Linked DNA regions of Homo sapiens: region 1 is linked to region 2. Evidence: chromatin loops called from intact Hi-C (ENCODE). Cell type or tissue: PC-3. All regions are shown on one strand.

Region 1 (8,000 bases), 230 kb before region 2:
CAGTTGGATGTTCTGTTATGAGTAGCAAAATAATTTTAATTGATAAAGTTTGTTAACCCACCTTAAATGAAGTCAACCATGTTATTATCTGCCTTGTCTATTTAGTCTTGGAGATTTATGTTAGGGGAAAAAATTATAGGCTTAGATGTGCTATACAATGAAAGAGATACAGGTGTGCAGAGTATTTATTCTCTTGGCCTTTGGGAAAATTGAGCAGAGTTGGGGGCAGCAAGAGTTGTGAATTCTGAGCAGCTCCTTTCACTAAAAGTGGCCTCCATGATGTAAAAAAGGAAGCTTAGGAAAACTACCATTGAGCCAAGGTCTTCAAACTGTTCACATATGCCTAGAAGAATTTTGAAAAATTACATGCCCTGTATCCCATTTCTCAGTTATCTAAAAATCTCATTAAAAGTTTAAATAATTGCAAAAGATGTAAGTTAAAGACTTTCCTTCTCCCTTAGTACAGAGATACATACATGGCTGGAAAAGACTAGAAGCCCCATTGGTTTATGGTACCTGATTAATCATTACATGAGGCATCTCCTTTGTTGGTGCTCCCTGGAGAGATTTTAAACCCTGAAGCAGTGAAGCACAGTAAGATTTATGTGCAAGGAATATGCCTTTTTTTTGTAAAGGAGTGTGGTAGGGAGACCATATAATATAACTTCTAAACCTAAACACTTTTTAGAGTTAAAGGGGATATCATTAATAACTATACTAGGAAATAAGCATAAACTAGGAAAACTGGGGAATATGTTGACCTTAGCTATTGTAATACTGGTGAGTTTTCAGGCAAATCAGTTTACAAAAGAGAATTCACAGTATCTGGAGATCTGTTCATTATCTTTTGAAAACTGTCTATTGTCAGTACTTTTTGAAAAGTTTTCCATAGCTCCAAGAGTCTAGGTAGACCTATTATTAAGCTAGTATAGAGAAATACTAATTGTTAAAGTGTTGACACACTTCCACACATTAGTAAATAGAATAAAAGTAATTGGAATAACCAATGAAAATTAATAATCTAAATCCCAGCATTTGTGTATCATTTCAGAAACTATGAACAAGTAAGCTGTGATTCCAAGATATCTTTCTGGCTCAGGCATTGGAGCGCAGAGATAGAGGACCTGTGACAGAGGATTTGCTATTTATTTGCAAAGTTGGTAGGTCTTTGATGCATAAAGGTCCTCATATAGAAGAAAGGAGACTTCAACCTCTTCCTATCTTTTCTATACACTTCAAAAACAAAAAATCAAAAACAAAAAACGCATGTCCCTATCCATGGGGAAAAGCATGGTCTGGGCTGAGGAAGCAGCTATTCAGGCTATTAGGTGCCAGGGATATAGGCAGTTGCCATAGACATACACAGAAAATGCCTTTACTGTGGGCTAATGTCCCTTCTGGTAGGTTTGGGAACCCTTGTTTCATTTGACAACCTAATTCTTGGTGAAAGGCAGTTGTCTCTGAGGCTTGTAAACAAGTTTCTAGGGAGGGAATCTCCTGGAAACCTATTTAATGACTAAAGGAGAGACTCTTTCAGCAAGACAGTACTAGGTCTGCACCCTTCCCCTTTCAGATCTTTTTTTTTTTTTTTTTTTTGAAAGAGAAAATTAGTACAGCCCTCCCACTTTTCCTCTCCTTTGTGCCTGCTATTTTCTGAAGGGATAGACAAAGGCTTAGAAGAAGCCTCTACTACCTGCAGGCAGCATGAACCTCTGAGCACCTGCTCAGAGGTTTTCTTTACCTCTTTCTATTTTCTTTACCTCTTTCTGCTTTGTCTCCCTTATTAAGTGGGCTACACTTGGGCACTGTCTCCTCATTAGCCTCAGTGGGGTGAAAAGTCATATTGTACTTCCTCACTGGAAAAGGAAAAAAAAAAAAAAAAAAGAAGGTACACAGGCTCCTGGCCTCAGCACCTAGGATCAGATCGTTACTATCTACTTTCCATCTCTTTCTAATTCCCTTCTTTTTCTCCACGTCCCTAGGATCATTTAAATTATAAATTTCAAATGTGAGAAAAGAAAGGAGCAAGAGAGGAGTAGATGCAGGGAGACCAGAGAGCTAGTATGAAGGCAGAAAATGAATCCTCTTCCTTTTAATTAACATTATCCTCATATAATGGTTCTCAATTAATAGAAAGTTGTTGGAAATTCGATGTTATTCCATGTTAAGTGATGTTAAGTCATGAAGCAGATAGAGTTATCATTTAGCTAGTAACAGAAGTGTCAAATGACAGATCACACCAACACACTAGTCCATATACTATTTGGAAACTTGTGGAATGATTTTTGGAATAAAATGTACTACAAATAATATCACTATATAAATTCACTTATATATTAGTAGTTTCCTTGGATAATAAAAGGTATTTCCGTATTTAATATGTGGCTAAAAAGTTGTAATATTTCATTACTTGAATATTTTGAATATTACTTTTTGCCACTTCTTGAATATTATCCAAGCTGGTGAGGGCATTCTAGATGCCTGGAAATTCTAGTGCAGTGAATAAAACATTAGTAGAGCTTTAGTAATCCTGTCTTTTTATTTTCTTTTAAGATATGTATTGGAGTAGTTACCAAGGGGATAGTTAACACTGACGTCATTTTAGAAGTGGAAATACAGTGGATTTCTGGAAAATCAAACTTATATTTGTGAGTTTCAATAATTTTGAATTGCCACAGGGATTTCATCCTCTATCACTCAAAGAATCCCTCTCATATTATCTCCCTCAGTAAGATAAGCCTCATTAATTTCAAGAAGCCCCAAATACTTACCTAATGACTCAGAAATTAGTCATTGAGTCACGGAATATTATGATCAGTGTAAGGTGAATAATGGTTCACCAGGATGTCTATGACCTAATCCCCAGAACCTGTGAGTATGACTTTATATGGCAAAATAAAATTTGCAGATGTGACTAACTTAAAAATATTTAGACAGGGAGATTATCCTGGATTAGCCAGGTGGCCCCTTAAATGAAATAACAAGTGAGCTTGTAAAAGGGAAGCAGAGAGAGATTTGACTATAGATAGGGAAGGTGATCTGAAGATGGAGCAGAGATAGATGTGAAGATGCTATGCTGCTGGCCTTGAAGATGAAGAAGGGCCTATGAGCCAAGATATGCAATAAATATAGCTCTGGAAGCTGGAAAAGGCCAAGAAATAGATTCTCCTCTGGAGCCTCGTGAGGGAGCACAGCCTTACCAACACCTTGATTTCAGCTCAGTGAAACTCATTTCAGCCTTCCAACCTCCAGAACTATAAAAGATAGACATGTTGTTTTTAGCTCAATGTCAGCGGTAATTTGTTACAGCAGTCATAGGAAACTAATACAGTGATGTACAAAAGAGCTCTGAGAAAATCCTTACTTGGTCAGGGAGAGGCCTAACTGCATTCTGAGATAAAATCTAGATTAAATCCTAGAATAAAATCTCAAGGTTACCAATTTCAAGTTAACTAACCACACATTCATGGGATATCAGGATTCCTCAGAAGCAGGGGAATAGAGGCAAAGGGGAAGCCTTTGAGTCACATATACTTACTACACAAATACCACATTGGCTGACACCCTTGTAACTCCAGGATATCCAGTTAAAAAACTGGAAATCTTCAATCAAACTAGTGACTTGGAGAAAAGGACATGAGTTTCACAAGGCAGGCAGAGGATTTATAGCTCCATTAAAGGCTACTAAATTATGTGACTCAAGAAAATCACTGGGAATCTATTCAGACAAGAATTCCATTTCTGTGGTTTTAACCACGAAACCACTGTGGATCTTAGACTGCATAGCAACTATGGAATCCACTCTCACATTTTGAAGCCCCAAATATTTCTCTTGAAAAATGGACTCAAGTAAAAACTATGAAATAGTCAACATTTTTGCATGTTGTCTTCCAAACCCAGCCCTCAAAGTCTCCCTATATTGAACCTCTGATGTATTTTTAGATTATATAATTCCTTTCACAAAGCAGTAGCAGAGTTAAATGAGCACTGATCTGTGAGTCAAGAGTTTAATGCCATCTGTTCAGGCATGGAAAGAAAATTTGAAAGAAAGTTATAATGTTGGGATAATGAAAGAATTCCAAGTAGGCTTTAAAGTTGATCCTCAGAGTGTCCTTGAAATCAGAAGTGTGAAGCCCATGACTATTTCTTAAGGATTTTCTAATCTTTTACTTCTACTTTTCTTACTTGACTCACTTGACTCACAGCAGCGAGACAAAAGAAAGTATCAGCTGCTGGGCCTTAAAGCACAAAAAGTAGCTAGATAACCTGTAATTTTCCTAGTGGTTTCTAAGACATGATAGCACCTATTGTTTCCTCCTACCCCCAGACCTAAAATCAAGTATCCTATAAATGCAAATATTTCTCTAAAGAGTAACATGAACATCTAAACTAAATTATTAGCAAGGGTTCTTTCTGAGATATAATCATGTAACTGTCCTTGGCATGTAAATAAAGACACAGTGATTCAATGTCAAGGGGCAATATAATACAATGGATAAGAATACTAGTGGGAGGCTAGACAGCCAATGTTTGAATCTCAGGCCCCACTTCTGGTCGTGTAACTTAAGAAAAGATACTTAATTTTTCTGAACTTCATTTCACTAACCCTTAAAATGATAATAATAGTACCTACCTCCTAGGACTGTTCTGAAAAAAGTGTGTGTGTGTGTGTGTGTGTGTGTGTGTGTGTGTGAAATTCATGTAAAAGTACTTAGTACAGAGCTTGGAAAACATTAAGTGCTCAATTAATGTCAGCTACTTTTAGATGACCTTGAAGCCAATAAGAATATGAATTGAAATACTTTATTAAATTACAATTTGTCATCTTCTGGCTTGACAAATAACTACTCAAGAAGAAACTAATGAGACATACTAGATATGAAACTGGTTACTAAAGAAAAATTTATGCAAAATAAATGCAACTTGGTTTTTCATTATAAATACAGGTTCCATATATTTTGAACACCAAATAGGTCAAAGGATATTACAAGAAAATGTATTTTTTTGCAGTCACACATATGTGTGTGTAATACTCTCCTAATTTGACTCTGTGCTTTACTTCCTATTACTCCACCAGAAATTTTCCACTTAGCAGTCAGACTGAGTCCTAAAAAAATTATGTCATGTTATTTCCTTGCTTAAAACACTCTGATAGTTTTCCATCGCAGTTAAATAAAATATAAACTCCTTACTTGGTATGACAAAGTGCTACTTTTCAATCTGAATAAAGTGGTCCCTGTCTCTCTCTCTCTGACTTTATCTCTCTATTCTCTCCTAAGTTCCAATGACTTTCTCCCTGTGTAGGGAACCAGGCTCACTGCTGCCTCAGATCCTTCACACTAGCTGTTTCCTCTGCTTATAATGCTCATCCTCCCAAACTCTGACTAGTTACATCTCTTTTTCATTCAGATCTCAGATAAAACCCGGCCTCCTGAATGAGGACTTGGTGGACCACACAATCACAAGTAGCCACCCAGTTATTCTCTGTTACTTCTATTTATTTTAAGTCTCTGTGTAGAATTTATTTTGCTTAGCATATAACACTGTGGTATAATTTTCTCTCTTGTTTGCTTCTTTGTATTTATATTTTTTTTATATAATAACCAACTTCCCCATTCCCTAGAATAGAAGTTCCATAAGAGCAAGACTTGGTCTTGTTCACTCTTGGATTTCTTTCACCTAGAAAAATACCGAACATATTAAATGGTTAATAATGCTTAATAAGTATTTGTTAAAAGATAAATGAAAAGAAAATATGGTTATTGAGGTCCAAGTAATTTCAAAACTGTTGTCAACACTATCCTTGTGCATATATCCTGTACATGTCCGATTAAATGCCAAAAGTTTAATTATTGAGTCAAAAGTATGTGCAATTTTGATAGTTATTTCCAAATTGCCTATGAAAAAAGTCATACTAATTTACATTTTAAGTGAATTCCTCGAGTCTTCTTTTAAGTGAAATTATGACATGATATTTGAGACACATTCTCTCAACTTAGAAGCACTGTGTACTTTATAGTTCCATAACCTTAAAATGCCAGCAGGATAGCTGAAGTACAGAAGTCTACAATAGGTCTTCTGAATGAAATGGCTGCAGAATCCATGTCTACTGTGACTCACCAATTAGACGATTTGCTACGAGAGGCATATGTGATTCACTTTCAAAGGTCTTTCATTTTCTAGGAATCCTGTGCGTGGGTTCTTAGCAGTAAAGAGAGATCTTACTAATCAACATTAATCATGACGTTTTTCAAGTATACAAAAGGTAATTTGCAATCAAAGAAAAATTTTACTCCATAAGAATTGAATCAAAACAGAAAAACATATTGGTGAAATACGTACCCTACTCTAAAAGGTCTTCAAATTCCATGAGTTCATTTTTCCCTTATTAGAGGTTTATTTCCCTTGCCCTTTGAGTCATCTATGCCAACAACCTCAGATATCTGTGTAATAGTAACTGAAAAACACCCTACTGATGAATCGATTTCTACATATTTATGTCTGTATAAATATGTCAACGAGGCCACTGATGAAAGTGGGGGCATCCATGATCCCCCCCCGCCACTGGCTTCTTATGTCATTTTGAAAGACATCCTGTCTCAGCACAAAAGCAACCAACTAAATTCATAAGCAACAGTCAAAAGGAAACCAGAAGAATAAAACCAGAGATACATGTGCATCCAGTCTCCACACCAACACTACATCACTTAGAAATAACTTTTAGTGCAATATCAGTTTTCAGCAAAAATCATCCAAACATGTTACTTAAACACTTAAAAGACTTTTTAAATTCTTATCTCTTTTACTCAAGAGCAGCAAATTCTTACCTTAGAAGCATTATATCATTAGAAAAAAAGCCCAATTAATAGATACCCACGCTAGATTGAAAATGTAACTGCATAAATCATCCAATTTTCAAAATACAGAAAAATAAGGTACTTACAGCAGGGTGTCCAGTACAGTAGGTATAGCTGGCATGGGACTGGTAGTGCAGGCTGGCTCTTGGAAAGGAGTATGTATTCCAGGCTGGTTGGCTGCTGTTCCACTGGGAGCTGAAGCCAGGGCTCATGGTCACTCGTGACTTACTAGTTTGATAGGCTCTCACTGTGGAGCTAGACTATCAAAAAGAAAGAAATGCAATGTGAAGACAGCTCTTTATTAAACCTGAGCCAGCAATATATCGCAGCATGTATTCTCATGTATGACCAAGGCACAGGACTCAGCTGATTAAGAGAAATGGCTGATGGCTTAAGAGGATGCATCAAATACTGTTCAAATACTGCATCAAATACCGTTCTGAATGGGATAAAAGTATTTTCTCACTATTCGAATTTTGACCGGATCACAAAGCACAAAGGCTCTTTGAAATTGATCTTATTGAAAACAGTTTTTTTTCTAGTTGCAAGATGCAACTCCAGCCTTTAGAAATAAGATATATTTTAGTGGTGACAGCAACAGTGATATTTTCAATTATATAAATGTCCTTTTATCATAGTGTTCACCTTAGAAATTTACCATTAGTCTCATCTGAAGGCAGTAAACAAAAATCTTAGTTTACAAGGATTGGATTAAGGCACAGGCTGCTTCTCAACTCTAACTAGTCTTTAAACTCCGTAAGTCTATTGCTGTCCTGGGAGACATCAGCAGGAATCTGGATACATTTATACAGGTCACCATTCTACTTTCTAAAGAGCAAAATGGTGAAGGATTCGAAATCATCATTCACCCCTAACCTGCTCTACCTACATAACTGAAAATAGAGGGGTAGGAAAATATGCATTTTTTAAATGTTAAATATATCTGGTTGTTCATAACTGTGCATAGGGTAGAATTCACTGAAAACAAAACTCACTTGTATCTTCTGTCCTTCTTTGTCCTCAGATGGCCATGGCATATAAGGCATATAATAGTTTCTTTTCAGAGAACACTTTCTATCCTCAAATTGCAATAGCCACTTACCCCAGTAGCACAGTGACTTTCACAATAAATTCTATTTATAA
Region 2 (8,000 bases):
GTTAACACCCTGCCAACATTAAGCCATTTCATTTTGTTTCTACCAAATGATCTCTTGCTTTCAGATTATACAGCTAACACAGCATAGGTCTCTATATGTGTAAGGAGATTAGGAAAGCAATCAAGAACTATTTTAAAGCACCTATTTTAAAGTACCTATACAATGGATAATACTCTTCCTGTTTATTATAAAACAATATTTGACACTCTGTTTCCTCATCTGTAACAAGTTAGTAGGAATATCTGACCCATAAAGCTCTTGTGAAGACTGAATGAACAACACATATAAACTGCCTAACAAAGCCTCTCATTAAGATGGCACCGAAAAGCCCATATGGAAACACAACCCAAACTTGCTTACATCAATAGGTAAACACAAATTAGATACAGATGATCATCAGAGATATGGCAGGTCCAGTTCCAGACCACCTCAATGAAGAGAATATCACAATGAAGTGAGTCATACTGAATTTTATGTTTTTTTACTGTAGATATAGTTAGCTCTACACTACATCATAATCTATTAAGTCTTCAGTAGCATTGTGTCAAAAGTGCATATTGCTAAAAATGTTAATAATCATCTGAGCCTTCAAGCAGCTATGAAAACAGCATTAATCTTGTACACCAGGCTTTGTTGTTTCATTTAAAGAGTGTCGGCAGAGTAGTTTTAGCATAATTCTTAGAAAGGATCTAGGATTTTCAAAATGGTAATGAGCACTGGCTTCAACTTAAAGTCACCAGCTGCAATAGCTCCAACAAGAGTCAGCCTACCCTTTGAAGTTTTGAAGCCAGACATTAACTTCTCCTCTCTAGCTATGAAAGTCTTAGATGACATCTTCTAATATAAGTCTGTTTTGTCTACCTGGAAAATGGATTATCTTAGCTAGACCTTCTGAATAACTTGTTGCATCCTTTCCATTAGCACTTGCTACTTCACCTTGAACTTTTATGTTATAGAGATGGCTTCTTTTTTTAAACTGCATGAACCAACGTCTGCTTGCTTTAAAGTTTTCTTCTACAGCTTCCTCATCTCTTTCAACATTCATAGAATTGTAGGCAGTTAGGGCCTTGCTCTGGATTAAGTTTTGGCATAAGGGAATGTTGTGGCCGGTTTGATCTTCTATCCAGATCACTAAAATTTTCTTCATATCAGCAACAAAACTTTTCACTTTCTTATCATTCATGTGTTCACGTTGTGTTAGCAGCTATGAAAACAGCATTAATCTTGTACATCTCCATCAGAGCTCTTGGATGACAGGTACATTGTCAATGAGCAATACTATTTTGAAAGGATTTTTTTTTCTCAGCAGGAGGTCTCAACAGTGGAATTAAAATATGCAGTCAACCATTCTGTAAACAAATGTGCTGTCATCCAGGCTTTGTTGCTACTGAAGTAGCATTTTCAGTTTCCTTTAAGAACTTTTTCTTTGTATTCACAACTTGGCTAACTGTCTGGCACAAGAGGCCTAGCTTTCATCCTATTTTGGTTTGTGACACACACTCCTCACTAAGAATAATCATTTCTAGCAGTTGATTTAAAATGAGAGATGTGCAACTCTTTCTTTTATTTGAACACTTAGTGGCATTGTAGGATTATTAACTGGTCTAATTTTAATGGTGTTGGCTGATATTAGAGGCTGATATCTATCATGAACATAGCTGCAAAATTCCTCCAAAAATTAGCAAATGAATTTTTTAAAGTATTGATATAAAAGGAAATATATACCACAACCAAGTGGAATTTATTCCGGGTATGCAAAGAGAATTCAACATTCAAAAATCGATCGGTGTAATCCATCTTATCATTAGGAAATCCTAGATAATAAATTCTAGATGAGCAAAAGTGTAAAAATCTTAGGAACCAAAAGTAAAACAGCAATAATCATGACAACAACAACTAAAACTACTCAGCAAGTTGTAAGGAAGCAAGTAGACCACTTTATTTACTGCCTCGCCAGTTCAGCCCACTCTCTATGAGGACCCAAGAGAAAAATGATAAATGATAAGCTATTTAGTCTTGTTGAGGACCAGTTTTCTTTTGTCTGTGAAATGGGCATACACACAGAAAGACTTCCTTCTTCCCCTTTTGCATAGTCTAAATGAATATCTTAAAATACAGCTGTTTGTATACCCATTTGTATACCCAGACTAAAGAAAACTGGTCCTCAACAAGACTAAATAGCCTTCCCTGGGTCAACTCATGAGTAGCAGACACAGGTAAGGATGACAGGTGCGGTAGCAAAGCATTACCAATGAGACAGGCTGGGTCTTAGATATTAGGTAAGATGAAAGTACCACAGAACAAAAGAGCTGTCTGGGAAATTTATAGGTAGGGATGGGCAAAGAGGCCTATATTTGGAAAAAGTGTAGCAATCCTCACCACACAAGAGGACATGTCAATAACCCTCTTGCCTTCTTCCTCCTTGACACATGAACAGTGCAATCGCAGAACTCATGGAGCTCAAAATCTGACGCAGACAAGAGGCACATATGACACCACATAGTGCACAGGAAATGCAGGGTGCTATGGCAATACTGGTACGGTGGGGCACAATGGACTGGGCGAACTGATAAAAGATGTCATAGAGAATATAATAAGCAAGCTGAACTTTGCAGGACAAACCGACATCAAATGACCTCAACTCAACTCTTTCATTAAATAATTGTGTGACCCTGGATAAATCACATAACCTCTCCGGACTTTGCAATTTTCATCTGTAAAACTGAAGGAGTAAGAAGGATAGTTTCTAAGGGTTTTTTCAGTTCCATCAGTCAATAATGATGTAACTCTGTAACAGAATGGAAATATTGTTCAATTCTTTTCCTAACGTTTCTCATGTATGCTATGTTTTTCCTTTCCCTTTTGCTTGCTTTGGCAATCCACATTACCCTGCCACACCCTCCACCACCACTAGAAAAAAAGAGGAAGCAAAAGGAAGGTTTAAAAATGGCAAGTACCTTTACTCTTAGCTAAGTTTAACATGCTTTTAGTCATCTGCTGTGGATTATTTTGGCTTTATACTCTATTTACTCTGTCAATCAATAAAAAAAGTACCACTCACCACACCACCAACCACAGCATATGTGTGCAGACTCTAGTATGGAAAGAGAGAAATCTTTTTGTGGGGTTTTAGAAAAAGCTATTAGCTATATAGGATTTTACTAATATTTTTGGTATTTCAACACAGAACTTCAAACCTTTGACATACGGAATTTCTAAGAATTCTATTAAGTTTGTGTGAACTATCATATTTTATTATTAAAGGGCTATTTTTCTCAGATACAGTAAAGAGCGGAAAACAAGGCATGATGAAAAATGCTGAGTCATTGTAAAAGACAAACCAATAAAGGAAAGTGCTGGGAAAGTGATACAGGTACGTATCTCAGATTCTGGCTGCATCTAAAGGGCAGAGATGAATTATAGAATGAACATATGCTAATCCAGTTGCTAAAGACCACTTTTCCATTACCAGAAAAGGAAAACCATCATTCTTGTGAACATGTTCAGTCATGCAGGTGAGCTGGGATCAAATCTACAGAGAGGCACACAGCCCCAGTCTTTGAGAGAGCAGAATACTAGACCCAGCTTCTGAGTGCTATGTGACTTTGCCAAACTTTTTAGGTTTCTCTGAATTTCAGCCCCCTTGTGTACAAAATGAAGTTCTGGGATTTTCTGGTGCCTAAAGTTCTTTGGGATGCAGAGTAGGGAGTGAAAAAAAGAGGTTTCAGGTCACAGTAATCTGGGTTCATTCATTCATGTATTCTTTCAATCCTCAAGTCTATGTAAAATGACCACTAAATGCAAGGCCCTAAGGATCTGACAGTAAGTAAAAGCAGACATGAAGATATTAAGAAATAAGCAAACCAATGAAAATAAAGGTGTAACCCTGGTGTGGGCAGTGGAGAGATGTGTGAGACCCGGAGAACTATGGTAAGTGCTAACTGAAGCTGTACATGTGATTGAGATAAGATGGGGAACAGTATACAGTATCCCAAAATGTGGTACCTTGGTATCTGAGAAAACAGAAGCAAGGAAGTCTCTCCCACCTTCCTATCACCGTTCTCCCTTGAAGTAAGCCATAAAACCTAGGAAGGTCACTCTCTGATCCTCTCCCTTCCTTCTCCCCTGAAGCAGGTCATAAGACCATCATTCAAAAGATACCCCCCCATACCTGGAGAAAAGGAACATCCCTATCTCTGAAGAATCAGGGACGTTGAGAAGAATCTGAACAAATAGGCCTTGCTAAGTTGATGTATTATCATTAAATGGTATTCCCTTTGTCCAATCATACTTATCCATTACTATTGACTTCTTTGTCAAACCTAACATAAAAATGTACAGCTTTCCCTGTTTCCTTGGCTCCCCATTTCTGAAGGTTCTCATGTCATATAAAACTTACATTAAATAAATCTGTATAATTGTCTCTTATTAATCTTTAAGAACCACAGCCATGAACCTAGTGATAGGTAATAAATAAATAAATAAATAAATAAATAAATAAATAAATCACCTATCACTTTTCTTTTCCCCTAAAGGTAAAAGAGAAAAAATAGAAGAGAAGATGCCTCAGGCCCAGTCTTGAGGAACTTCAAAACATACCTAATGAAAAAGACAAGCCTCCAAGAAATAAAAGAAAAGCCAGAGAAGATGGAGGGACTCAGGAGAGTGAAGTATTACTGAGAACAGAACAGGGTCTTTCAAACAGGGGAGTCATGGTAAACACTGTGGAATACTGCTGAAAGGTCAACCAATATCAGAACTGAGAAATGTCCATTGCACTCAGTGACATGAATGCTATTGGTGACCTAAACAAGGGGTGTTACAAAAGAGTTGGAGGGGAGGAGTTTATTTGCTTTTATTTGCCTTGTAACTCTTTTCAGGCCAATTTGAGCCTCAATTTCCCTAGCTATAAACATGGAGCTAACCACAACCTATTTCAGAGAGAATTCCACAGTGTTTGTCACAGTATGTGTTCATTAAATATTTCCCTGCATATTCGAGTTTTATCCAAGAGATACTGCTTTTACTGTATTAATTCAGATTTCACTTGTCCCAAATTTTTCTTGGTGTGGTTAATCAGAATAACAGATATGGAATTTACCCCATAATGAATTATACTATAACAGATTTTGAGTAACAATCTACATAAAAGTATGGATATGCAAGCAAATAAAATCAAAATAAAAATATTGTTGAGTAAGTAATTCAGAGGATTACATAATAGACCTTATGGGATGATCACAGTGTTGACAGCACAGTTGCCATCATCACTTTAAACATATCTTTCTTCCCATCAAACTTTCAACTCCCAAGATGACATCTTACTTACTCCATTCACCTGCAAGAATTAAAAGTCCCACCTAGATCTCTACCAGTTGACATCCTTCATCAAATAAACACCATCCAGGAAACTAAGCAGAATTTTCCTCTTGCCTCAGCTTTAGCAGGGAAACAGGAACCAAGATTAACTTTGGCTCCATGCCTGTTATACCTCAATCACAGGTTTAGGTGTTTACAGAAGACATCTCATCTAAGCACCTAGCAATTCTGCCAGGTAGTTATGACTAGTCCCAACAGATGATGAAACTTAGGCTTGCTGAGCTTAAATAATTTACAGTTATAAGGCTGGTACATGGCAAAGCTAGGATCTGAAATCAGATATCTCTGGTTCTAAAACCTAAGTTCTTTTTGCGACATCATTTTTTTTATCCACAAACTCAATGGTGTAGCAATGTTAAGCGGGGCAGAAGGAAGAGTCTAATAATAACACTAACAATAAAATAATATGTTATCTGTAGACAGTGTTGCCAGATTTAACAAATAAAAATACAAAAGGTCAATTTGAATTTCACATAAATAACCATTTTTTTTTAGTATAAGTATGTCCAATATGTGAGACATACCACACCTAAAAAATTATTTGCTGTTTATCTGAAATTCAAATTTAACTGGGCATCTTGTTCTTCACCTGGCAACCCCTTCTGTAGGGAATTTTAAAATGAGAATAAAATTATCTAAAAGCTGGCATGTTTTTGTTATTACCATACACCTACAATTTTAAACAATGTCCATGACAGAGTATTTTTCCCTGATGGGGAATTCTTGTACACCAATTTCCCCAACACACTTCTATTCACCACTACCCTAACTTTTCCACAGAATTTCAGTGCCTCATGAGGTGTTAAAGTCTGGTGGATAATCTGCAGAGTTGGCCACCATGAATTATTTTCCTTCCTGAATGTCCACATGTCTCTATCAAGACATAGATTCTAATTCCCCTCCCCTTGAATCTAGGGTGGTTTTGGGCCTTGCTTGACCAAACAACTGTGTCAAAAATGATGTTCTGGGACTTCCAAGGCTGGATTATTGGAAGCCATGGAGCTTTCCCCTGGGAGTCCAAGAATGCTCCTTCACAGAATGTAAGAGAAGCCAAAAGCATGAAAACAGATGTAGATAAGTGTCCTTGCTGACAACCTCATCTGAGGTCTTAGGCAACAGCCACCATCTACTGCCATTCACATAAATGTGTAGGCTAGTTACATCTTTAGATAACTCATCCTCAGCCTATCTGATTGCAACTGCAAAAAAGAATCCATGCTAGAACCACCCAATTGAACCCAGTAAGCCTGAACTATGACAGATAGTAATAAATTGTTTTAAATCAGGGGATGTTATGTGATGCAGCAATAAATAAATGGGAGATTAAAATTTCCTGTAAGAAAAATGGGAGTTCCACATATATAACAATTTTGGAAAGACTGAAATTATAAATTTATCTTGAGATTCACAATGCATAAGTGCTTATCAAAAGTTCTGGGAACTCCTGTCAAAAAAGAAACTGTTTAATTTTGTTCAATTTAATATTCTTACATGTATCTAGTCAAATAATCCATGCTCTATAAAACTTTCATTAACATTTTGTGAAACTATGTCCCAGGGAAACACAGTTTAGGAAACCCTGCACTATTCCATGCTATTTCCCATCAAAAGTGGCTGCCTGAATAAGCTATTGTTTCCAAACTACTGAAATGACGAATCTTGCTAAAAGGGTGGTCTCTAAAAGTGAACTAAGATGTGGAAAAGATAGATTTTACAACATACATGGCAGTTACATTTGCTGAACAAAAAATAGGAACATATATTCTGATTGGAAAGGATATACATATGGGGAAAATGGGAAGGAGTATTGAAATGCAGATGGTCTATTTCAGAAAACCCGGGATGGAAAATAGCTGAAGAAAAGTGTTTCCTGTATTTTTAATAGAAAGGTCTCAATATAGTAGCCTTCCATCTTAATACAAGCTGGAGAATTCAACTCAAAGTTTCACTTCACAATTTGAATTGCTTGGCTTGGGTACAACTGGCAATCTAACTCAAATCCTAACTTTAAGTTATGCTGCATAGATAGAGCTTTACTTGTAAAATAAATCACAGTTAAAGTACAGGGAATATTTGTCTCCAACCATTTGTCTGAAAAGGATCTTGAGTAATAAAACTATAATTTTCTAGCAATTCTTGGCATATATACCAGTCGACACATTTTCCCTCTTTAGTTCATGATTGTAGGCTGAAAGGTATTTTTTAACTCCTCAATTATCTTCTTTTAATAAATCATAAAGATAGCATATTCTTTTGCAGGTTTTCTTAAATATGCATATCTTTATAGGCAACTGCTTGAAAGAGAAGACATTTTTATTTATGGATTCAGCTGAGATGAAAGAAAGTAAAAAGCTGTATAAATAAATTGCTACAAACATTGCTTTCATTTTAATGTAGTTATCAAAGTACAAGAGGTATTTACAATAAAACACTGCATGGGGAGAAGTCAAACACATGAAAGGAATAGAGAGAGATGTAGGTAAGATGAATTTGGGTATTTGTGAAGTGTATGAACAACACTGAATGGGAAGTGGAGTCAGAGCAGGTCATTGATGCCAATCGTCTTGCTTTTTACCAAATGCTTTATTATACATTATTTATTTCAGCCTCTTTAGTTCATT

What was found. Hi-C counts contacts between places; a loop is a spot of excess contacts. Peaks named below come from ENCODE experiments on the same cell type or tissue, not always from the same donor. Only the 100,000 strongest peaks of a DNase experiment are listed, where the experiment ranks them.
Region 1: it touches region 2 in a loop (14-fold over the local background); 2 of 110 quality-filtered maps call a loop at or near these places.

Annotation. Positions count from the first base shown.
Region 1 is chr3:29,182,073-29,190,072 of GRCh38, reverse strand. No RefSeq gene overlaps it. Among named protein-coding and RNA genes, the nearest start is that of RBMS3-AS3, 95 kb to the left of the region's middle. In PC-3, no CTCF peak of the experiment used is centred here; DNase peaks (open chromatin) are centred at 2,842 and 3,632; H3K27ac peaks cover 4,121 bases.
Region 2 is chr3:28,947,301-28,955,300 of GRCh38, reverse strand. No RefSeq gene overlaps it. Among named protein-coding and RNA genes, the nearest start is that of RBMS3-AS3, 330 kb to the left of the region's middle. RefSeq lists an enhancer at 2,764-3,963. In PC-3, no CTCF peak of the experiment used is centred here; a DNase peak (open chromatin) is centred at 3,030; H3K27ac peaks cover 1,812 bases.